Regions from separate parts of the Homo sapiens genome. Here region 2 is linked to region 1. A link is a contact called in ENCODE Hi-C or POLR2A ChIA-PET data. All regions are on one chromosome and are shown on one strand. Each heading gives the region's core, a stretch centred on a gene start or an enhancer-like site at or near the end of the contact. The rest is flanking DNA. Distances are from core to core; before and after follow the strand shown. Region 1 has its middle 4.2 kb from the start of TRG-GCC2-2. Region 2 holds the start of IFIH1 (interferon induced with helicase C domain 1).

Evidence for each region. Hi-C counts contacts between places; a loop is a spot of excess contacts on that map. ChIA-PET counts read pairs that join two places held with the same protein, here RNA polymerase II (POLR2A). Pooled maps may share reads with other maps.
Region 2: a map of naive thymus-derived CD4-positive, alpha-beta T cell shows a loop between it and region 1 (9-fold over the local background). The contact joins the promoter of IFIH1 here to the enhancer-like site in region 1. A Hi-C loop is called at or near these places in 2 of 168 maps with a recorded cell type or tissue (both naive thymus-derived CD4-positive, alpha-beta T cell) and 6 of 50 pooled maps. POLR2A ChIA-PET finds 5 or more read pairs at or near these places in 1 of 52 experiments (activated CD4-positive, alpha-beta T cell).

What each region holds. Positions count from the first base shown.
Region 1 is chr2:156,401,832-156,409,004 of GRCh38, forward strand. It overlaps a transcript of GPD2 not described here. Among named protein-coding and RNA genes, the nearest start is that of TRG-GCC2-2, 4.2 kb to the left of the region's middle. Within about 2 kb of position 3,865, at least 4 of the 41 ENCODE cell types and tissues checked have a DNase peak (open chromatin) inside an H3K27ac peak, as active enhancers do.
Region 2 is chr2:162,314,446-162,321,618 of GRCh38, forward strand. It overlaps IFIH1 (interferon induced with helicase C domain 1), which reads right to left and starts at 4,239. Exons shown (of 16, transcript NM_022168.4): 1 at 3,410-4,239. The coding sequence starts at 3,862. It also overlaps a transcript of GCA not described here. RefSeq lists a silencer at 4,034-4,123 and enhancers at 4,154-4,703, 4,272-5,471.

The DNA.
Region 1 (7,173 bases), core at 2,615-5,114:
GTGAATGATACAACAAAAGATATAGGAGGGGAAAAAAATAAAGTGAAGGAAATGGATTTATGGAAATGATTCTAAATACGAGATAAAAGGCTGTGGATATAGGCAACATTGGCTTTTTATCTCTGGGAGGGAAATACCTAATAATTTCCAGATTCTTTGGTCAAGAATAATTTGGGGAAAAGTTATGAGAAAATAACAGCTAACACATAGTAACTGTGTACCAGGCTATGTTAAGTACACTACACATGGACTTCAACCCCGTGAGTTAGGAAGCTGAGGCTCGTAGAGGCAAGATTGGAACACACAATATTATGTTCAGTGTTGGAGTGCTTAGCACTGCCCGTTCAGCCTACAACAGAATAGGTCACTGTGTATTGAAACTCAAATGCTGCATGTAGTTTAGGACATTATATATTAAGAATAATCGAATGGTGTTAGAGAAAGATCATAAAAGGCTACTGAAATAAGGTAATGACTTCTCCATTAAGATTCATCTTTAAGGACTTCTTAGTGTGTGGGTAAAGAGCAAAATCTGAAGACAAATACAGAATTATAAAGACATAAAAGATATGAAGGGATTAGGGAATTAGGGAATCAGACTACAATCCTAAATAACCTGTGGAAGAACAAGGTCAACTCATTTTACTTCTTCTAACTTTAGTTTATTCTTTAAAATGAAAGAAATGGGGGAGAAATGGGGTTTTAAAATCCCATTCTGAAGTGATGTACCTTTCCAGAGGTGCTTCAGGGCCATTGGCTGGTAAGGCCTCACTTTCATGGTGGGGACTACAGGTGTGCACCACCATGCATGGCTAATTTTATTTATTTATTTATTTGTTTGTTTCTTTATTTATTTATTGGAGAGAAGAGAGAGGTGTCTCGCTATGTTAGCCAGGCTGGCTTCAAAGTCTTGAGCTCAAGCAATCCTCCCTGCTCTGTCTCCCAAAGTGTTGGGATTACAGGGGTGAGCCACTGTGCCTGGCCCCTGAGATTCTTAAATATTGTTTTTAATTTTGAATCCTAACTTCAGAAATCTAAAGAATCTTAGATTATTTAGTTCAGGGCTTCTCAAAGTTTTTATTTTGAACGTGTAACCTAACAAACAAAGGCAAATAAATAGGGAGTTTAAAAATGAGCTGGTGGAACTGAGGGAGCAGGGCAATAAAAATGAGGCCTCACCAGCCAATGGTGATGCTCAAGTGGAAGGCCTGAGGTCAAAGCTGCAGAGAGCCAAGATCGTGCCACTGCACTCCAGCCTGGGCGACAAAGTGAGCCCCTGTCTCAAAAAAAAAAAAAAAAAAAATCTCAGAACACAAGGAAAAAAGTCTTATGTAAAACATTACTAGTGGCCTACCTAAAGGCCTTTTTATTTATTTATTTTTTCTTGCTAAAAGTCCATTCTAGTTTACCTAGCCCAAGGAACAAATGTGGTGCCCTAAGCCAATTATCTCATTTTTCGTTCCAAATTGATCTGAGGTGTGCTTTTCACTGAATCCCTGCCAATGAGGGCAAGAATAGTCAGCTAGGAGTTTCTGGGAAAGATGATACGGAAGATCTCTCTTACCCTTTCTCCTTGTATGAGGGTGTAATGCTTGGAGCTGCCCCAACCATCCTATGACTTGAAGGAAGACAGAGGGTGATCCAGCAGGAAAATAGAAAAAGGCTCTACACCATCCTGACATTTTTTATGCAGACTTTTGGTTAGGTAAATTAAAGAACTCTATTGTTTAAGTACGTTTGAGTTGAGGATTTTGTTACATGTAGCCAAAAGCATTCAAAGGGTGTGTGTGTGTGTGTGTGTGTGTGCGCCTGCATGCATGTGCATCCAGCAGTCCACCCAACTCCTTCTGGTACAAGAAACCTTCTGTTCTATAGATAATCAATACTTTGAGATTTGTGTTAGGTTAACTTGCCTCTTTTTCTGTATTTCTCTGTCACAATAGCAGGTGTGTAAAACAGGTCTCGTCAAATATTTTCCCTTGGCACTGCACTTTCTTAGAGATGGGTATGTGACTAAATCTGGGACAATGAAAAGTCCTTGCCGAAACTCTCTTGCAGAAGTTTTAAGTAAAAACTGTCTTTTTGCTGGGTTGTTCAAACAGGTTGAGTGTATAGTTTGGGTTGTCCAGAAGAAAGAGACAAACATATTCCTAATATGATATTGAGCCACTAGAAGCAGCCATGCCCGACTAGAAAAAATTCTGGATTTTGTGTTTATATGAGTCAGTAAATTGCCCTTAAACAATAAGTGGTGGGCTAAGTGTAGTAACTCACACCAGTAATCCTAGCACTTTGAGAGGCCGAGACAGAAGGATCAACTGAGGCCAGGAGTTTGACACCAGCCTGGGCAACATAGTGAGACCTTGTCTCTACAAAAAATAAAAATTAAAAATTAAAAAAAAATTACCCAGGTGTGGTGGTACACACCTGTAGTTCCAGCTACTTGGGAGACTAAGGTTGGAGGGTTGCTTGAGCCTGGGAGTTTGAGGCTGGCTGCAGTGAGCTATACTGTGCCACTGCACTCCAGCCTTTGCAACAGAGCAAGACCATGTCTCTAAAAAACATACAACAACAACAAAATTAGCCTTTAAACTTAGTTTGAGCAGTATTTTGCTAGAATCTTAACACAAATTGAGAAACAGTTTTACCCCAAACATGGTAAACTTAGATAACTCATTACCCAGGATGTGATATAGACTAATAATATTAAAGTTTAAGAAAAGTTTAGGCCAAGTGTGGTGCCTCACCCCTATAATCCCAGCACTTTGGGAGGCCGAGGTGAGTGGATCACCTGGGGTCAGAAGTTCAAGACCAGCCTGGCCAATGTGTGAAACCCCGTCTCTATTAAAAATACCAAAAAAAAAAAAAAAAAAAAAAAAGCTGGGCATGGTGGTGCGGCTGTAATCCCACTATTCAGGAGGCTGAGGCAGGAGAATCCCTTGAACCCAGGAGGCAGAGATTGCGATGAGCCAAGATTGTGCCATTGCACTCCAGCCTAGGGAACAGAGTGAGACTCCGTCTCCAAAAAAAAAAAAAAGAAACATTTACATTTAGAGAAATTCGTCGATGATGATAACACTACAAGGAGACAACAAAAACCATGAGAAAATTTTTAGGACACATTCCCAGCTTGTTGGAATAAGGTAAACTCTGTTGCAAAGAAGGTTCGGAGCATTTGAAGGAATATTCAGGCAACAGTGTGACAGAGAAGTAGAAAGAGGAGAAACTAAAAATAGAGAAATCCATTCAAGAGGTAGTTAGAATAGGAGTAGAGAGGTGACGAGGTCCTGAACCAAGGCCACAGCTCTAGCATGAGGTGCATGGCAAGACAGAAGGAGGAAGAAAAATTACTCTAGGAATCTACCTTACGTGCTTGATAGACTTGGGGTGTAGTGTAGAAAAGTAAGGAAGAGAAAATACTGGAAGGAAAGGGGTGGTGTAAAGCGCTCATTTTTGGAAATTCTGACTTTGAAGTAAGTAGGAAGAGGTGCCTGCTAGGTGGTTAGATCAACCCCAGGAGAAATCAAGGCTACAGAAGTGGATTTGGAAGTCAATCACCTGATGGGTGAAATGCAAAAATGTGGAAATGGAGAATATCACACAGAGAAAAGAGTGCTGAGGACGCAGCCTTAGGGAATGACAAGAATTGAGGAGCCAAAGTTGGAGAAACAGGACAGTGGCATCTGTGGAGGCAGGCAGAGCCCCACTTCTTTTGCTAATTCTGAATAATAAAACATGACAAACACATATGTCACAGTGTTTCATAGATATACTGTGTAGTAATCCTGTTTCACATCGGGAATGCTGTAGTAGGCAGTGATTTCATTATCCACGTGATCAAGCTTGAAGAGATCAGAGGATGACCAACAGTGCCTTCTGGGTGGTGCACACTAACACTTCCCCTGGTCTGCTCTGTTCCCATGCTCAGATAAGAAGCTCCCATTGAAGCTGGTAGAGAGAAGGAAAGCACTTGAGCACTGTGAAGTGTTACACAATCTTCTCTTTTAGGCAAGCCTGGCCATTGTGACACCCAGTGCGACAGGCAGGGGTTGTAAGTTGCATCATAGCACCTTGGAGCACTTGCTCAAGGTACCAAGTTCCTAGCTGGTGTTAGCTCATCATAGAAAAGTGGCCAGGCTTATATCATCTGAAGAAAGTAAACAGTTCAGAAACAGAAATAGTTCATATAATACAAAGTCACCAAAGCAATGCCTTTTTTTTTTTTTTCACCTGTGAGTGATCGTATTGATTTAATACACACAGCTTATTTCTGTCCCAGGTTACAAACTAGCCCTAGGGAAACGGTGGAGCCAGTCATTTGGATTGCCCTTTACTGGCTGGGAATTAAATCATTACTTATTCCATTTTAGAATCACAAGTAGTACCCTAAGGCCTACTTTCCTAAGGATTAAAATCAAGGCATGGAAGTGAAGAATCCAGGTGTAATTCTCAGATGCATGCAGATGTTGAGAATGCAGCAATTTTTCCTGGAAAGCTGTCACTGCAAAATCATCCTGCTCACGATATGCTCATTCCTAGTTCTCAAGCATATCCAATTAGTCAACAAGCCTGATTTCTCCTTTTAAAATGGCACTGACTCTTATTCTCCCTCCTCATGCCAATCTCTCCTACACAGTGCAGACAATTATCAGCTCACTCCCTGGGCTACCCAGGAAACCTCAGATTTCCTCTGCCATCCTGCATGCTGCTACCAATTGCATTTTTTCCTTTCCCTCCCCTACTTCTCTCTCTCCCTCCTTTTCTTTCTTCCTTCCTTAATTTTGGAAAATTCAGTCATTTCTTTATTCCAAAATTGAATTAATTTTAAATCCATACAGAGTCCTCATGGTGGAGGAAATGTGAGTGGGAATTCTTTACCTTTCTCTTGACTCTCATCTCTGGGTGAAGCATTTATTCAACTACTTCAGAGCTGTGCCGCTTGGCAGAAATAGCTTTCACTTCCCTTCCTAAAGCTCTTTCTTCTTCTTCTTCCCAAGTTATTTGGGTCTTTTAAAATATATGTTTTTTTCATAAGAAACCCACATGTATGGTGCAAAATTCAAAAGGTATGAGAGAGTATTCATTGAAAAGTATGCCTAGCCTGGCACAGTGGCTCAGCCTGTAATCCCAGCACTTTGGGAGGCCAAGACGGGCAGATCACCTGAGGTCACGAGTTTGAGACCAGCCTTGCTAACATGGTGAAACCCCGTCTCTACTAAAAAATACAAAAATTAGCCAGGCATGGTGGCTCATGCCTGTAATCCCAGCTACTCGGAAGGCTGAGGCAGGAGAATCTCTTGAACCCAGGAGGTGGAGGTTGCAGTGAGCTGAGATCGCACCACTGCACTCCAGCCTCAGCAACAGATCCCAGGTTTCCTTTCCTAGAGGAAACCATTGTTATCAGTGTCCTGTATTTCCCTTCACAAATATTTCTATGTGGATATAAACATTGCAACTTTTATTAAAAAAATTTTTTTAATCTCTTTTTTGAGAGACATGCAATTTATTTTTAAGCACAAATGGTACATACTATACATACTGTTATGCTCATATCCTTTTCTCCCCCCAGAAATATATATCTTGGAAAATTATCCTTCTTAGAACACATAGAGCTAACTTTATCTTTTTAGTGGCTCTATGTTCATTTTTTAAACTGTCTTTTATGGACTAGGAATTAAAACATTATTTTTTCTATCTCACAATAATAAGCAGTACCCCAAGGCCAAGTTTCCTAAGGATTAGAATCAAAGCATGGAAATAAAGAACCTAGCTGTAATTGTAAGATGCATGAAGACAGTGAGGTACCATAATTACCTGAGCCAGTTCTTTGGCAGAGGACATTTAGACTGTTTCTAATCTTTTGCTAGTAGGAACAATGCTACAGTGAATGCCTTGAATGAATGCCATTTTGTTCATGTATGAGAACACCTGCAGGATAAATTCCTGGGAGAAAAATTGCTAAATCCAAGGGTGAGTACATTTTAAATATTGCAAAATTACTCTCCAAAAATGTCTATTTTTCTTAATCATTGCATTTATTATATTACTCTTTTGCTCCCAAATGTTAGTGAATCCTTGCACTTATTTAATCCTCTGCTGTCTCCATGCTGTAATTTTTTTTTTTTTTTTTTTTTTTTTTTTGAGACAGGGTCTTGCTCTGTCACCCAGGCTAGAGTATAGTGGTGCAATCACGGCTCACTGTTGCCTTGAGGTCCCCAGGCTCAGATGATCCTCCCACCTCAGCCTCCCGAGGAGCTGAGACTACAGGCATGCGCCACCACACTGGCTAATTTTTGTATTTTTTGTAGACATGGGGTTTTGCTATGTTGCCCAGGCGGGTCTTGAACTCCTGGGCTCCAGTAATCTGCCCACCTTGGCCTCCCAAACTGCTAGGATTATAGGCGTTAGACACTGAGCCTGGCCAAAAGTAGTGTTCTAAATTACCAAGATTCTTCTCCGCATTAATAGTCTGAGAACTTTTTATATTGTTTTGAAATATGGAAAGTTTGCAGTTTAGGAGAAAATAAAAAAGTTTGATTAAGCTGAAAACATGTAGTGCTAAAAGAGGTCTTGAAAGCATCGCCTGGGAACTGGTTAGAAATGCTGACTGCAGGCTGGGTGCAGTGGCTCTGGCCTGTGATCCCAGCATTTTGGGAGACCGACCTGGATGCATGGCTTGAGCCCAGGAGTTTGAGACCAGTCTGGGCAACATAGGGAGACCACCCCCTGCCCATGATCTCTACAAAAAGTAAAAAAACTAGCCAGGCATGGTGGTGTGCACCTCTGTAGTCCCAGCTACAGGGGAGGCTGAGGTGGGAGAATCTCTTGAGCCTGGAAAGTTGAGGCTGCAGTGAGCTGTGATTGCCCCACTGCACCTGGTAAAAAAAAAAAAAAAAAAAAAAGACAAGAAAGGCAAATGCAGCCAGCTCCTGAAGGATCTTGGCTGCTGGGTGAAGTTTGGGTGAGGCCAGGTAGGCTATTGTGTTATGAGTTAAATTTTGTTGCCCAAAAATGTGCATGTTGAAGTAAAAAATTTGCATGTTGAAGTCCTAACCCCTCGAAATATGACCTTATTTGGAAACAAGGTCTTTGCAGGTGATCAAGTAAAGATGAGGTCATTATGGTGGACCCTAATCCAATAGGACTGGTGTCCTTATGAAAGGGAAAGGTTGG
Region 2 (7,173 bases), core at 2,989-5,488, 5.9 Mb after region 1:
TTCTTTCTTTCTTTCTTTCTTTCTTTCTTTCTTTCTTTCTTTTTCTTTCTCTCTTTCTTATTAGATGGAGTCTCGCTCTGTCACCAGGGTGGAGTGCAGTGGCGCCATCTCAGCTCACTGCAAGCTCCGCCTCCCAGGTTCATGCCATTCTCCTGCCTCAGCCTCCCGAGTAACTGGGACTACAGGCTCCCACCACCACACCCAGCTAATTTTTTTGTATTTTTAGTAGAGACGGAGTTTTACCGTGTTAGCCAGGATGGTCTCCATCTCCTGACCTCGAGAGCCACCCTCCTCGGCCTCCCAAAGTGCTGGGATTACAGGCGTAAGCCACCATGACTGGCCTACAGTAGACATTCTTTTATCAACACTAATTAACACTACAACACAACTTCACGAAAGGACAAAACAGTCTCTGTGTTTTTCTCCTATCTTTTCACCACTAGCATGGCATCCGGCACAAAGATGCCACTCAATAAATTCAAACTGAATGAATGAGTGAATGAATGAATAAGTTTTTGGGTACTTGCTGGACACAAACCTATGTATAAAGTCATTTTCAGAAGGCCTGCTGTAATTACGGGCAGGGGCTAGGAAATGGGGTGGGAATCCTAAATTAAAATAATAGATCAAGTAGAAAATGTCTATGGGGAAACAGAAAAAGAATGAAAATACAAGACCATTTTATAGAAGTCTTGATTACTTAGTTAAATGCTATTTTAAGCCTTCAAAAAAGCAAATTTGGAAATCTTATTTTCATCATTCATCCATTCTCTAACGCCTGGCAACACAATTCAATACGTCATGTGTTTTCAACGCTTATTCCAGACACTTTCAGAAATAAATTCAATTAGTCTATCAATCAAGTAATCAATGCTTACTAAACACCAACCCTCTACCTAATCCTAGTTAGGTTCTGGGATGAAAGAGGTAATTTCTTTTTCAAATCAGTATAATCTAGGGACTTTAAGAAGTATATCTCAATTGCGACATGGGGAATTTACCTCAATCTCTCAAACTTAAATTTACACAGAAATGTAACCAGATGAATGGTTACAAAAGTCAACACCATTATCATATCAAATAGCTCTGATTTATAAGCTTTTTCATAAACACTATTTCTGATTTGATGTTGACTAAAATACTGTGAGAAATTTTATGATGTCCATTTTCACAGGTAAATGTAGCATCAGGGAACTTCAGTAATTTGGCCCAAAGTAACGCATATAGTAAGAAGCCAAGATGGACCTCAAATCCATGTGTTCCCCTTCTACAGTCTTATCACACTTTGCTGCTGTAAGATAAACATTTGTCAATGACCACCACCTCAATATAGATTATTCTACCAAACTTAATGCTTCCGTCTCATTGTCCACCATATCTTAGTTTTGGAACTGATAATACATGTAAATGATGCACACAAAAATTATTCCACACTCTCACAGAGAAACTATTGCTTCCTAGAGAGCCTCAAATTTATAGCTGCTCAGTCTTTTGGGGCCTCCTTTGAAATGTGAATCAGAGGGAGAATTTGGGTTGTTTTGGCCTTAACTGCTACCAGTACACAAAAGTCCCGTTACTCTATATCTTCTTTGTGTCAAATCCCTTGCATTACTGCTAGCTGCCTCCAAGCTTGCCAGAATCAAGAACTTGGATAAAATCTAGCTGGCGGAAATTCAATCCAGGCAAGACAAAAGTGATGCTGATAGGCAGAAGTATTTAGAGTAAATAGGGAGAAGTGCTGTTTCGCTGGCAATCGGGACATCATACCCACCAAACATAAACAGCTTTGTGGTGTTACTGGACTCTGTTGCTTCTGGACTTCTAACAGCTACTGTGGCTGGAAATGCCATCTTCCATCTCCAGCTGGCTTGAAGGCTGCATACTTTCTTCCAAATTAAGATTCTGCCACAGTGATGTACACATTTGTCATATCCAGCTGGACTACTATAATGCGTTCTAGCTGGTTCTCAATACACAAAACGACATAAACATTACAGACAACAGTGCAAAGTAATTTACTTGTTGGGAAAACTGGCCATCAAAATTAGATGCATGTTTGGGTCTTTGGACAGGCCCTGTGTCTGTCAAGTCTACAAAAGATCACTAACTTTATTCACTAAAGACTAAATTGCATCATAGGCTATAGCAAATCAATCAAATGCCCAGAAGTTTGTATGAATATACAAACAATGGATGACCCAAAAGAGAGAGAGAGAAAAAAACCATGTGAAAATCATAGAGTGGTGTAGACAAAGCCTTTGACTTTTAGTCATGGCTTTATTTGTCTACATGTCTTCCAAAACAAGACTTTTGACTTACGAGCCTGAATAAGTCACATTCAAACAGGTCAGCATTTATACACATCACAGTACATCTTCACTTATCAAAAAATAATTCATATCACATTCAATGTAAAGTCATCAGTAAAATTCGCCCTGTCAAAATGCTACCTTAAGAAAAATGAGTTTCTTCACTAACATGAAAAACTGAAACTAGCAACACATTCTTTCAATGAATTGTTTCTAAATTTTGATTCTCAAAGAATGTTGAAACTTTGATTAAAGAAAAAGGGTGTGTGTGTGTGTGTGTGTGTGTGTGTGTGTGTGATTGCAATTTACCCATTTGGGCTAAGACTAAATGGCACAAAGTGTAATGTAGGGCAAAGATTGGAAAACTTTTTCTCTAAAATGCCAGATAATAAATATTTTTGGCTTTAAGGGCACACAGTCTCCATCCAATTGCCTTTGGAGTAGAAAAGCAGCCACAAGCAATATGTAAACAAACGAGCATGACTGTGTTCCAATAAAACTTTATGAACACTGAAAATTAAAAATTGAAAAATCTGAAGACCATTCTTAGCCTGTGGGCCTGAAAAAAACAGTAGCAGGCTTGATTTAGCCCATGGGCCGTAGTTTACTAACCCCTGCTCCATGGAACTACATTAAATAAGAAAAACATTCAACACTATCACAAGCTAAATTCTTAGCTCTGCCACTGTTTTTCCTGGGAGACCTTGGACAAATTATTTAACCTGCCTCAGGTTTCTCATCTGTAAAATGGAGTTAATAACATTAGGAGCCTCAGTGGGTTACTCTGAACATGAACTGTAGTAATACATTTTGAAAATGATACCAACTGCACATAGTAAGTGTTCAATAAAAGTTACCTGTTAATACACATTACGATTCTAGAGTTAACTCCTTTTTACTTCAGTGAAAACATTAGAAAAGTAGTTCTTTTGTGTTTAAATTTTTAAAATTGTCTTAAAGTGCCTAGATGTTGTCTTCTCAAAGGAAGAAACTAGATTTGCCCAAAGAGGTCAAGCACATTTGGAAAGGGGCAAACGCACAAGGAAGCCTGCTTTGCAAAATCTGCCTAAAAGGCTAGCTCCATCTGAACAGACACCTACCCGGTTTCTGTCTTCAATTGTCAACAGTTCCTCCTCCATGCACTTATCCAAGACGTCTCTAACTAGAAGCTTGTCCACCAGAGTGGGCTGAAGGAGGTTCAGCAGTTGGAGATATTCATCATGAGCGTTCTCAAACGATGGAGAGGGCAAGTCCGTGAGCTCAGGGTTCATGTAGCGGGCGGCCAGAGGGCTGCCGGTTCTCCGGAGGGCCTCCACGAATTCCCGAGTCCAACCAAGGTGCCAGACTCCCTTCTCCAAGGTGCTCAGCAGCAGTTCAACTGCCTGCATGTTCCCGGAGGTGGCGACTGTCCTCTGAATCTGCTCCTTCACCTCTGCAGGCAGAAAGGTCAGGTAGTCCAGCACAGGCTCCACCTGGATGTACATTTTCACCCTGGCCCTGAAGCACGAGATGAGATAGCGGAAATTCTCGTCTGTGGAATACCCATTCGACATCTTTCTTTCTCAGAGAAGGGAGAGGGTTCTCCCAAGCAGATGGTGCTGTTGTCTGCGGGACAGGTGAAATGTGCGTGCCGCTGTCCGCTGCCCACTTAGAGAAGCAGGGTCTACCGCTCTGTGCCTGACAATGACGAGGTTGTCCACAGGGCTCTCAGGCCGGCGCGCGGGGCTGCACTCGCACCTGGGCAGGTGGGCAGGCGGGCAGGTGGGCAGCGGGGCGGCGCGCGGGGCCGCGGCAGGCAGGTGCGGCCGGCAGGCGCGGCACTTTGGACTCTGCGGTGTGCGCCTGGGGTCCCGGACCGGGGCGATCCTGCTGCACACTCGGGTAGGAGCTTTGAGTCCAGCTTTCTGTCAGGCAGTTCTTACAGAGTTTGCCTGACTTTGGTTTCTGTTTCGATTCTCTTCTCAGGACTTTGTAAACGTAATCTGCCTGGCGGGGAGGGAGTTTCCTCAGGGAGACGCCACCTTTTGGTCGGGGCGGGTGAAGAGAGGAGGCCTTTGGTTAAGGACACCGCGGGAAACAGAAAAGGAAAGCGAATTCTCTCTGACACCAAGACCAACGCTCTAGCAAAGCTCCTCCGGCGGATATTTTGTTTTCCCAGCAGGTTCTGCCTTAACAATAAGGTCCTTTGTAGGCCAAAATGTGCAGGGCATAAAAGCATGTGATTTGGGACTTTCCAAAGGGGAAGTGAACAGAAACTGCCACAGACCCGGACGTGAACAGGGAGTTACCCTCGGCTGGTGAATGTAGGCAGGCCTGGCTGAGGGTGGTGAGACTGCGAGGGACAGGTGAGAGATGAAGCTCAGAAGACATCTTTGCAGAGATGTGGAGAAGACAGGAGGAAGTCCTTCCTAAAATAAACCTGACCTCCTGTGGGTTCCCAAACACTAACTTGTTTCCCTGGGAATTTGGAGGTGGGTTCGAAAAAGTGAGTAACAATAAACAGTTAACTTTACTGCCTCATATTTAGATTGCTGGTATTTATGCAGCTTTGACCAGGACCTGGTAACAGATGTGGATGGACTTGAACCACCAACTCAGCTTAGAAGGAAGCCAAGACTTAAAGTTTCCTAGATCCCAGCTTGTAAGTTCCCTATATTCTTTAATATACAACTTTCCTTTAATAAAACAAAACAAAAAAATCCCCCAACAACTTATTTTTGATATAGCTGCCATTCTTTTCTTGGATTCAATACAGCAAGTTTTGGCTGGAGCAGCTAGGAACTTAATTAGCAACTAATGTACCAACTTGTAGTAAACATCAACATTTGTCTATGTCATGAGAGAAAAAAAACATATTCACACTGAAAAATGGCAGCTTCATTTTGGTACAGAAGCCACATAAATGTGAGTCCTTAAGGTTACTACTCATTCTGAAGGCATTCTGTAGCCACATGTGACTGTGGGTGGTAGGCACATACGCACCATAACTAGAATCTCATGGTCCAGAATTATATAAAGGATGGAGAGATCATTTAGGTTATCAAAGAGACATATTTAGGAAAAATAATCTGTTAGCAAAGTACATTCAATAAAGTCTGTGTAGGCCAGGAAAACCTGATAGTGCTTTGAACAGGATAATAGAAGTACAGAGTCTTGGTGAGTGTTTACTAGGGGCATACAAAATATCCAAATGAGCACTTTATGGTAACATGTCTTATTTTATTCTCTAATTATCTTATGTAGCAAGGCTTTTTCTACCCCTGAAGGATTGTAAGCTGCTTGAAGAAGGGATATATTTACATAGTAACTAGTACACTACTCACAACTGGTGGGCTCTTGATGACATCTCTCCTGGGAGTTGTATTTGAGTTGACCATAGCAGCTGGCATAATGTTAAATACACTGAAAGTTGAAGTAAATGAAACCTTGGGCTTGCAGGTAGGCCTGATTTATACTGTTCTTTTCTGTTTCTTCACAGAACCCTACTCCTTTTTCACTTAATTTTGGGAGATGACCTTGTACCCAGATAGAGGATAATCCAATTAGATGTTTCTACAAAAGCACTCAAATTATTAATTTTAAGTATTGGGTCTATGAAAATATCTTTTAAGGCTGTTGCAAAAACATACTCCTATCCCCCAGCTGCCAGTGGGTTTTATTCAACATGTTAAAGCACAAACTAACAAACCAAAAAACATTCTTTTTCCTGGCACTTATCCTTCTGTTTCTTGGTTTCAAACATGGGGGAATGAGAAGGGGTTGCTGACTGAATATGGGGAACCAGTTAATGTTATTTTCTTCATACCACTTAATTGTTGCTCTGGAAGAGAAAGGATCAAATGTTTGGTATTTGACCTGTTCTCAAATAATAAACATTTAAACCAAAGATATTTAAATATTTGGCATTCAAATTATATCATTCATTGTATCATCTAGTCATTTAAAATATGTTTATTAAGTATCTATTACATGACCAGCACTGATCTAGGTGCAGTTAATAAAATTAACAAAGCTCCTACTTTTATGGAGTTCACATTCTAATGGGAGTGGGAAGATAGATGGTAAGTAATGACTAAAAAATATGCAATGTGCAGGTGAGGATAAATGCCCTGAAGACCATAGTAAATCTACATAATAATGTATATTACAGTTTCACAGGTTGATTTCCCAAATAGTCATCCTCCTCTAACCCTATTAGCATCACATAATACCCAACAATAACAATTCATATTTTCTCACAAGTAGGAGTCTCTCTGCTGGATGAGGTCTGAGTGATGAGGATTAGGTGTGGGTGGAAGGGACTTCTTTTTTAGGAATCTCCCATAGTCTTGATGGGACCCTTTTTGGAGAAAGGAGGTTAAGGAAACAAAAGCCAAGACACAATCTCTCACAATGTATCCTTTTTTCATCTATATTTTTTGCATCATGATTTAGTTTATTTTCTGTTTTTCACTTGAGTAATTAATTGTTTTCCTCTGTCAAGTTTCTTCTACTAGGTTTCATTTTAATCCTTTTCACCAGTTCCCAAATGTAAGTTTCTTTTTCCTTTCTCTTTTGAGGCAGGAGATCCTGCTGAACTATGTATTTTCCCATTGTTATGCAACTTTTCATTTGAGTTTTTAAGAAGTAGTAACAATATGAGCTGCCACTACAATTTAACGACCATGCATAGCAATAATGTCTTTTTCAAAGAAAATGACAATAATTTTAGTTTAGTGAGAAACCCTGGAATTGTTGTTCTGTTCCTTTACTTGTTTGCTCATTTGTATCAATAATGAGCCTGCTTTGTGTAATTTAAAGTGTTAGATGCTCTTAACCTGGCAGTGTGGGGTATGGTTAAGCACAGAGACTCTGAGTTCAGGCT